Linked DNA regions of Homo sapiens: region 1 is linked to region 2. Evidence: read pairs that join two places in POLR2A ChIA-PET (ENCODE). Cell type or tissue: PC-3. All regions are shown on one strand.

Evidence for each region. Peaks named below come from ENCODE experiments on the same cell type or tissue, not always from the same donor. Only the 100,000 strongest peaks of a DNase experiment are listed, where the experiment ranks them.
Region 1: POLR2A ChIA-PET joins it to region 2 with 17 read pairs; 2 of 35 experiments call an interaction of 5 or more read pairs at or near these places.

What each region holds. Positions count from the first base shown.
Region 1 is chr1:77,664,815-77,669,814 of GRCh38, reverse strand. The region is part of intron 1 of ZZZ3 (zinc finger ZZ-type containing 3); the gene reads left to right. Among named protein-coding and RNA genes, the nearest start is that of ZZZ3, 15 kb to the left of the region's middle. In PC-3, no CTCF peak of the experiment used is centred here; no DNase peak of the experiment used is centred here.
Region 2 is chr1:77,436,797-77,441,796 of GRCh38, reverse strand. The region is part of intron 8 of AK5 (adenylate kinase 5); the gene reads right to left. LOC124904202 (a long non-coding RNA gene) reads left to right here and starts at 4,193. Exons shown (of 2, transcript XR_007066178.1): 1 at 4,193-4,377. In PC-3, no CTCF peak of the experiment used is centred here; no DNase peak of the experiment used is centred here; H3K4me3 peaks cover 730 bases.

The DNA of each region.
Region 1 (5,000 bases), 230 kb before region 2:
AAACCAACCTATAGACTTTAATCTATAAACCTTTTTAAACTTTTAAGAAACGGAGAGGCCGGGGCGCAGTGGCTCACGCCTGTAATAGTAGCTCTTTGGGAGGCTGAAGTGGGTGCATCGCCTGAGGTTGGGAGTTCAAGACCAGCCTGGCCAACATGGACAAACCCCCTCTCTACTAAAAATACAAACATTAGCCAGGTATGGTGGTGGGTGCCTGTAATTCCAGCTACTCTGGAGGCTGTGGCAGGAGAATCGCTTGAACCCAGAGGGGCGGAGGTTGCAGTGAGCTGAGATTGCGCCTGTTCACTCCAGCCTGGGCAACTGAGCGAGACGCCATCTCAAAAAAAAAAAAAAAAAAAACTGAGAAAGAAAGTTTAATGGTATTCTAGCTCTTAATTTCTGTTCATTTAACATCAGTTTAATTTGTTGATAGGATTAAAGTGATGTGAACAGTAGTGTTTAGGGCTAGGAAATGTTCTTTCATTCACTTAATGGACCATTCACAATCTATGTAATGTATGAAGAGGAAATGGGGAGAAGAGAAAGAGAAGATAAGAGAAACTTGATATCTATAGTTCCATGATGATACTGACAACCTCAGAGTTCTTGTCTGTGGTGGTTATTTGGATTCTGGAAAACTACTGTGTGTTTCTGTTGTCTTGATCTGAATGCCTCTCAAGAATGACACTTTCTTTTAAGAGCTTTATCTCTACAAGCTATGTGTTTTAAGAACTCTGGGGATGAATAATCACACAGTGTGCTGACTTAGGATATCGTTGTGCATAAGGCTGTTTTTTTTTTTTTGTAACACAAAAATATCTGAAGAATATGTTTGGCATAGTTTGATACAGTTTTTGGTTTTGATTAATTAAATAATTCACTAATAATAAAGATCAGAGCTTCTGATAAATTCTTGTTTTTGCTGGTAGTTTAATCTCCTAAAAGTTGAAGAGAATTGCTGATATGAAATTGATTCTTACCAACAAGGAAGAACACTTAGATATAGAATTAACCATTATCGAACATCTGTTTTGGGCAAATGGACTGTGTTTATAGTCACTTTTTTGTGGTGTGGTAAAAAGAACATGGACTTGGAATCAGATAGACTTTGATTTAAATCCTGGCTCTAGCACTGAGAGCACTGTAACTTTTTTTTTTTTTTTTTTTGAGACAGGGTCTTGCTCTGTCACGCAGGCTGGAATGCAGTGGTGCGATCATATGAGCTCTATAATTTTAAGCAAGTTACTTATTTCTAAGCTTTGTTTTCCTTATTATAAATAGATATGGTACTTTCTACTTATATAGAGAGTATATAATGTACTTGATATAAAATAGATGCTCAGTAAGTGCTCTTTGTTATTGATGTGGAAACAGAGGCTCAGAGAAGTTTGTCACACAGCTAGTAACTGACAAATATCTGACTCCAAAGCCCATGCTTTTCCATGCCTCCCAGCTAGAAATTGAAATGATGGGAATCAAAAGACAGTGATCATTCTATGCTGTCTTGGAGTTTACCTTAGGTAGCAATTCCCAGAAAAGCAGGTTTCAGAAAGTTCAGAAAAGAAACTGGTAATGACCACAGATAGTTTAAGCAATCAATACTGATAGGCTCTTAAAAATGAAACCTGTTATTTAAATTACAAAAAAAATTCCATTGGGGAAGAAAAACGTGAGTAATCTAAAGAAATTAATATGACTTCCTCATAAGTAAATTTTTTCAAAAGAAAAACATATCAAGGATACCCATTAGCCAGGTGTAGCGGCTCACACCTGTAATCCCAGCACTTTGGGAGGCTGAGGTGGGCAGATCCCCTGAGGTCAGGAGTTCAAGACCAGCCTGACCAACATGGCGAAACCCTGTGTCTCTACTAAAAATACAAAAATTAGCCGGGCGTGGTGGCAGGTGCATGTAATCCCAGCTACTTGGAGGCTGAGGCAGGAGAATCACTTGAACCCAGTAGGTGGAGGTTGCAGTGAACCAATGTCATGCCACTGCACTCCAGTCTGGGCAACAGAGCGAGACTCTCTCTCAAAAAAAAAAAAAAAAAAAAGAATACCCATTTAACTAATGGTATATAAGATTAATTTAAAAAATCATTTGACTTATTGATAGGATTTAAAGTGATGTGAACAGTAGTGTTTAGGGCTAGGAAACATTCTTTCATTCACTTAATAGAGCATTCACAATCTATGTAATGTATGAAGAGGAAATGGGGAGGAAAAAAAGAAGATAATTAGGAATGTAGGTAGGCTAGATAGAGCTGGAATGAGGTAAGGCTTGTAAAAATGCTTAAGGACAATAAAAAGGACTAGTCAATAAAGAAGAAAGAAGGCTTTTGATTAGGGAGATAACATTAAATAATGAGAAATACCCAAATTCTGTTTTACTTTTAAGTGTAGGAGAAGGGTTTTCATACTGCAAGGGAGACGGTTAAAAAAAAGCTGTCTAAAGACAAAGTTTTATTCCTTGGTATGTTACATGATAAAAAGCATCTACTTTCATTAAAGAAATTTAGAGCTCCAATTCCAGTAAAATACTTAGAGCAATGAAGTGTCAGTTTGAGTTTATTGATGTCAGTGGCTGCTTTTGGTTGTAGAGCTGTTCACAGTGTTTGCTTTTCTAAAATAATATTGAGTAATTAAAATCATCAATGTAAAAACTTGTCTTCAGGTTCAACTTATATATTTTCTTATTCTATTAACTAGCACATTGTAAACTAAGAATGCTTTTTCTGAGTGAGAGAAGACTTTGATTAATAGCCTAGTAATTATAATTGAACAGTAAGTCTCCCTTAAAATATCCTTGAGTAAAATGGCATTTATACTTGTTTTATTTTCCTGGAATACTCTTCTCAAATATTTTCATGGCCTGTTCCCTCACTTCTGTGGTTCAAATGTTACCTCAGCTAGAAAGGTTTTCCCTGAGGGAGTTTTTAAGGGACATCATTTACATAGACTTCAATGTGAATGGTGCTCTTTGGTGTGAACCTCATTTTACTACCTAAAATAGTATCTTCTTCCTTCACTTTCCCTGGTTTTTCTTAATAGTAATGATCATACCTGATGTTTATTGTCTCTTCTAAGAATATAATATCCATGAAGGATGGGATTATGTTTTTTCTGCTGCAGTTCTTAGAGCCTGGAATGATGCCTAGTTCATGGGAGATGGTCAGTGAATACTTGCTGAATTTATTTATTTATTTATTGAGCGAGATTTCAACACATGAATGGGGACACACACGTTTAGTCCATATAAGTATTTATATTATTATTATTCTTTGAGATGGAGTCTGGCTCTGTGTCGCCCAGGCTGGAGTGCAGTGGCACGATCTTGGCTCACTGCAACCTCTACCTCCTGGGTTTAAGCGATCTTCCCACCTCTGCTTCCCAAGTAGCTGGAATTACAAGCGTGCACCACCACACCTGGCTAATTTTTGTATTATTAGTAGAGGCAGGGTTTCACTGTGTTGGTGAACAGGCTAGTCTTAAAACTCCTGACCTCAAGTGATCTGTCTGCCTTGGCCTCCCAAAGTGCTGGGATTACAGGCATAAGCCAACGTGCCAGAATGCATGAATTTATACTGTAAAGTGTTGGAACAAGGTTGTGAGCCCTAGGAACATTGCAGTGTGAATATTAGCTATTACCACTGCTACTGCTGCTTAACTTAATTACATTCCGTATATACGTTTGATATACTGTTTTAGTTTTAAGCACTATTCCTTGTGGAGTAAATTTCAACAAGTAGGATTTTCCCAAATACTTTATTTATTTTTGAGATGGAGTCTCGCTGTCTCTCCCAGGCTGGAGTGTACTGGCGCAATCTCGGCTCACGGCACCCTCCGCCTTCTGGGTTCAAGCGATTCTCCTGCCTCAGCCTCTTGAGTAGCGGAGATTACAGGCGTGTGCCACCACGCCTGGCTGATTTTTTTATCTTAGTGGAGACTGGGTTTTGCCATGTTGGCCAGGCTGGTCTTGAACTCTGACGTCAGGTGATCCGCCCGCCTCGGCCTCCCAAAGTGCTGGGATTACAGGTATGAGCCACCACACCTGGCTTCCCAAATACTTTAAAACTTTAAAATTTTATATTTTCTCTAGCTTTATTGAGTTATAATTGGTAAATATAAAAATTTTAAATTTAATGAATGAGACAGTGAATCACAAATTTTCTTAAACATTCCAGTATTCTTATTAACCAAGCTAAATATTCATACACTTTTAAACTTAAAATCATAAGCGTGAAGTCAGTTACTATTTTAAATTTAGAAACTATCATTGTCTATAGGAACTTAAAAATATTTAGGATAGTTTTAAACCACACAGTATTAGTATCATGAGTTTGATATACGTAATTTCAATATTCTAATTAATCATGGACGTTGGGCAGTCACTTACCTTCGGGAACAGTTTTGCTGTCTTCAGCAAGTTGAGATTCCTGTGACATACTTTATGTCCACAGTTCAGTTACCATCTCTTGACAGGCTGTTTATCAGCTTGACATTGGCCTTGGAAGCTGTCTTTGTCTAGGTGGTTTTTCTCATGTCACAGATGGACATAATGAACTGTCAGTAAAAATTGTCTGTATGGTAACAGTGGAACTCTAAGTTGATGTTGGTTTCTTCTGAATTGAAGTTTAAGACCTTTTGTAATTGTTTTGTAATTGCTTTTTAACTCTATTGCCAGATCAAGTTTTGTAAACCTCACCCAGATTATTTCACCACTTGATTGGATTCCAGGAATCCATTTTCTGTCTGGCTGATAGCACAGGTTTTAGATCATTTAAAGACATTAAGGAACTGAGAGGTATTGATAGCTTTTGTTAATTTGTTGTAACAAAAAGTATGCCAGAAGACTAGAAACAGCATAAGGTCTTATTTTTAAAAAGGAAACCAGTAGTTTTGGAGATTGTTTTCCTAGGTATGCCTTGGAGAAGAGGCAGAGAAGTACAGGCTTAGCTCATCAGCATTAAGAACATTTCATTAATAGTGTAAAATAAACTTTC
Region 2 (5,000 bases):
ACTCTGGGCACCTGCCTCTGTGACCAGTGCCACTGCAATTGCTTCTAGGCTGTGTCAGACCTGACATCAAGAAGGATCCTCTCAGCTAAGTGTCCCCATTGTGGGGAAAATAAGAATAGGAAGACCCCGGAAGCCCTTGCCACTGAGGATATTAACAATAAACACTGCCACTACAGCTACCACAAAGTCCTACAGCCTAAACCACTGAGGTGCCTACAGTTATTACTGATGTTCAACACAGCCAGAGAAGCTGCAGAGAGACTATAAAATGGCACCTACTTGGAAACAGAGTCACCACATCTTTCCCAACGAGCACACCAGGACCCAACTGTAGATGAGTCTTTTTCTATGAAAGCCACTCTAGAAAGTTTGGAAGAGGTGATTGTTCCACTAAATGCACAGACATGAATGCAGGGACACATAAAACATAAAAGAGCATGGAAGTTTAATATCACTAAAGGAACATAACTCTCTAGTAAGAGACCCCAATAAAAAGTAAATCAATGAATTGATGGAAAAGGAATTAAAAAATAATTATCTTAAGGAAACTCAATGATGTACTAGAAAATACAGATGGACAATTCAATAAAATCAAGAAAACAATTCATGATATGAATGAGAAGTACAACAGAGATATCATTTAAAAAACCAAACAGAAATCCCGCAGCTAAAGAATTCAATTAATGAAATAAAAAATGCAATAGAGAGCTGAAAAAGCAGACTTTATCAAGCAGAACAAAGAACCTCTGGCTGAGCACGGTGGCTCACGCCTGTAATCTCAGCACTTTGGGAGGCCAAGGCAGGTGAATTACCTGAGGTCAGGAGTTGGAGACCAGCCTGGCCAACATGGCGAAACCCCGTCTCTACTAAAAATACAAAAATTAGCTGGGCATGGTGGGCTCCTGTAATCCCAGCTTCTTGGGAGGCTGAGGCAGAAGAATAGCTTAAACCTGGGAGGTGGAGGTTGCAGTGAGCTGAGATTGCATGCCATTGCACTCCAGCCTGGGTGACAGAGTGAGACTGTCTCAAAAAACAAAACAACAAAAAAAAAAAGAGCCTCTGAACTTGAATATAGGCCATTATAAATTATACAGTTAGAGAAAAAAAAAGAATGAAAAAGACAAAAGACTGAAGACAGCCTACAAGACTTATGGGACACCATTAAGTGAACAAATATTTTTATTCTGGAAGTTGGAAGTTTCAGAAAGAGAAGATGTTGTAAAGGGTGTAAAAAAGCCTATTTAATGATGTAATAGCTAGAAACTTCCCAAGTCTGAGGGGATATATGGACATTCAAATCCAGGAAGCTCAAAAGTCCCCAAACAGATTCAACCCAAAAAGTCCTCTCCAAAGTACACTATAGTCAAATTATCAAAAATCAAAGGCAAAGAGAGAATTTTAAAAACAGTAAGAGAAAAGCATAGAGCTACTTATAAGGGAATCCCTATTAGAGGAACAGCAGATTTCTCAGGAGAAACCTTATAGGCCAGAAGAAAATGAGATGACATATTCAAAGAATGGCAAAAAATTGTCAGTCAAGAATAGCATATCCAACAAAACTACCCTTCAGAAATGAGGGAGAAATAAAGTCTTTCCCAGACAACCAAAAACTGAGAAAATTTGAAAGCACTAGACTGGCTTCACAAGAAATGCTCAAGGGAGCCCTACACCTGGAAGCAAAAAGATCATCATCATCATTACGAAAAAACATGAAAGTATAAAACTCACTGGTGGAATAGATACACCAAAGAGAAAGAAAAGAATCAAAGCTTATCACTACAAAAAACCCACCAAACTGCAATAACAATAAATAAGAAAGCAAGAACAAAGGATATACAAAACCCCAGAAAGCAGTATGCTGAAGAGATATAGCACTTCCAAGTTTATTGCAGCACTGTTTACAATAACAAAGATATGGAATCAACCTGAGTGTCCATCAATGGATGAATGAATAAGGAAAATGAGATATACATACATACATATATATGTATGTATATACATATACATGTATACATACATATATATGTATATACATACATATTCTTTTTTATGGCCAAATTTTATATAAATACTGTCATTTGCAGCAATATGGATGGAACTGGAGGACATTATGTTAAGTGAAATAAGCCAGGCACAAAAAGATAAATATCACAGTTCTGACTCATATGCAAGGGCTAAAAAAGTAAATATCATGGAGGCAGAGAGTTAAATGTTGGTTACCAGAGGCTAGGAAGAGTGATGAGGGAGAGGAGGTGAAGAGAGGTTGGTTAATGGGTATAAAAATGCAGTTAGATAAAAAGAATAATTTCTAGTTTTTGATAGCAAAGTAGGGTGACTATAGTTAATAATTCATTGTGTATTTCAAAATGGCTAGATTTGTAATGTTCCCAATGTAAAGAAATGATAAATGTTTGAGGTGATAGATATCCTAATTACCTGATCATTACACATTGTATGCGTGCACCAAAATATCACCTGTTCCCCATATGTACAATATGTATCAATAAAAATTATGTAATCTTCCTCATTTTTCCTTTAGAAAATGTTCGCTTCCTTTGCCTCCCTAAATATGCACATAGATTACTACAGCAAATGTATTCCCATGGCAATGTACATTCCCAAATAAATATTATTTTCTTTCAGAGAGTCTCTCTCTCTCTTATTTAGGATTATATAAATGGTGTCAGAAGTGAGATCTAAGTCAGCTCACCTTAGATAGATTATCAGCCCCTGAAATGGAGAGCAGTATCACCTGAGCCCTTTGTGCTCTTCGTTTCTACGAGTCGCCTTTTTGGTCCTGGAGAATTTCTTCTCAGATTTTCTGACTCTCTCCCTTTGGTGAGTTTTTTGGACATTATTTGGGATCTGATTTGATTGTAAGGCCACCTTAATAATGGACCTTGCATTCCCCCTGGAATGATAAAAACTTTTGTCTTTTCTGGCAAGCCCTTTCTGGTTTAAGGACAATGTTCTTCTGGTTCGAGTACTCTGGTTTTTATAGAACGTGTACTTTGTTTGTGATGCATGTCTCTTCTGGTGAATTCACTTTTGGTCTGCATGCCTAGTTTGATATTTTGGTTGATTAGCATGCCTGGCTTAACATTTTTGTGAGCACTCTAATTTTGGTTTCATTTTGGTCTGGTTATGCACATCTATAAATAATTTGAATCTTGTACTTTTTTTCTCTTCTTGCTTGCTTTTGAACATCTTCCCAGAGCAAAAATAAACATACAAAGTGGTAGGTGTGAGATGGCCAATTAAAAGCCACTATCTAAAATACCAAACTCCTGACATTCCCTGATAGAATGCATAGATTTCTTTTCTCTCAAGAGATTAATAAGAAACAAAACGAGATTCTCAAACATTAAGGCATGCCAGTTTTTCTGGGACTCCAGCCAGCTACATGGTTTTTCCTCATGCATGTTTTTAAACCAATGGCCATCTTAGGCGTTATTTGAACTCCCCAAGCTTGTTTTTTTTTTTTTTTTTTTTTTTTTTTTTTGTACCAAATATAGGGTTAAAACAAAATGCTGGTATGTAGAGGCTCTCAACTTCTTTTTTTCTCCTTTTTTTCCCCATCTCTGCTTCTCTGAATCTGCTTTTTCACTTGTATTAAAATAACCTAATTTTGCTAGTTTCCAAAGCTACTTACAAGTTTTTTAAAGAGCATTTCAGCCAAAATAACAAAAAAAGAGAGGGCTTTCAAATTACAGTAGTTCCATGACAGCCAACAAGCTATCCAGTACACCTAAGAGTCATCCCTTTTGGAAATGTTAATTTAGTTTTGATTGACTAGCAATTGCTTAGGGTGATTTAACAATTGCTTTAGTTAATTAAAAGCTAGATAGTCTAAGAAGGAAAGAACTAGATTAAGGTTTACAAAAGTTAGGCTCTCAGATCAAACAGGTCGAAATCTTGAGCTCAGGGGAATAATAGAAGGTATCTTTGACATAAAAATTTTGCTTTGTCTGCTGTATGTGAGCCAGGAAAAGCTGAGGGGAAAAAAAAACCCTTTAAATACCTTTTTCTAAAATGCTTTCCTGCCTGCATCGACTAATCAAGTAAATCAGACAAACAAATAAAAAGATAAATTTATTGCCGGAATTCAAGGCCACCGGGGTATTTTGTTTTTCTACACAATTTAGTTGGTGCTATCTAAAATGAAAATGTTTGAATATTTAACCTCTGTACCAGTTTAAAACTTGAAGGAGAAAAAGAGGTTTCTAAAAATCAAACTGCTGTGGAAACTGCTTTACCCAAAGCTTTGGTCCACAGCCTTCATAAGATCACCTATCAGGGCAAATAAAATTTAGCCATGTGAACAGGTCCCATTTTGTCAGAAATATAATTTGGATTCAACTGTCCTTTTATAAACTGGTAAGTTTAAATTACTATGTTTTGCTGTCTCATGATTAACATTTCAAAATGAAAGCTAAAGAATCTGCTTCGATGTATTCATGTTGTCTGTATGTTTTTATGTTGCATGTATGTATTTTTCTACCAAAATATATCAAAGAGCTAATTAATTAATTAATTAAAGGGAAAAATTAAGCACTTCAATCAAGTATGTTATCAAAAACATAATAGCCACCTCAAAGTTTTTAAGTTCACCTGACTTGGGTAAATGTTTGATAAGTAAACTGATTTTAAAATTGTTGATAAAATAAAAACAGAAATGTCTTAAGAATTGTCAGCAAAGATTTGTGCCTGAGTTTACTGGTCAGGCAGTTTTACATTTATCTTTGTTAGATATATTTTAAGGAGTCAGTGTTTGACATGAATGTCATAGAACTATGAATCCATCCTAAAAAGAGAACGATCTTTGTTTATGTAATTCCTTGATAAGTAATACTAATTTAATATTGTTGATTTAATGAAAGCAGCTGTATTTTCTGAGTTATTGGCAAGATACTGAAGTATTTAACTTTATGGTTCTTAGTTGGGTGAGGAATGCTTAATAGTCACAGCCTGTAAAAACGGCTAACAAGGAATTAGCCTGA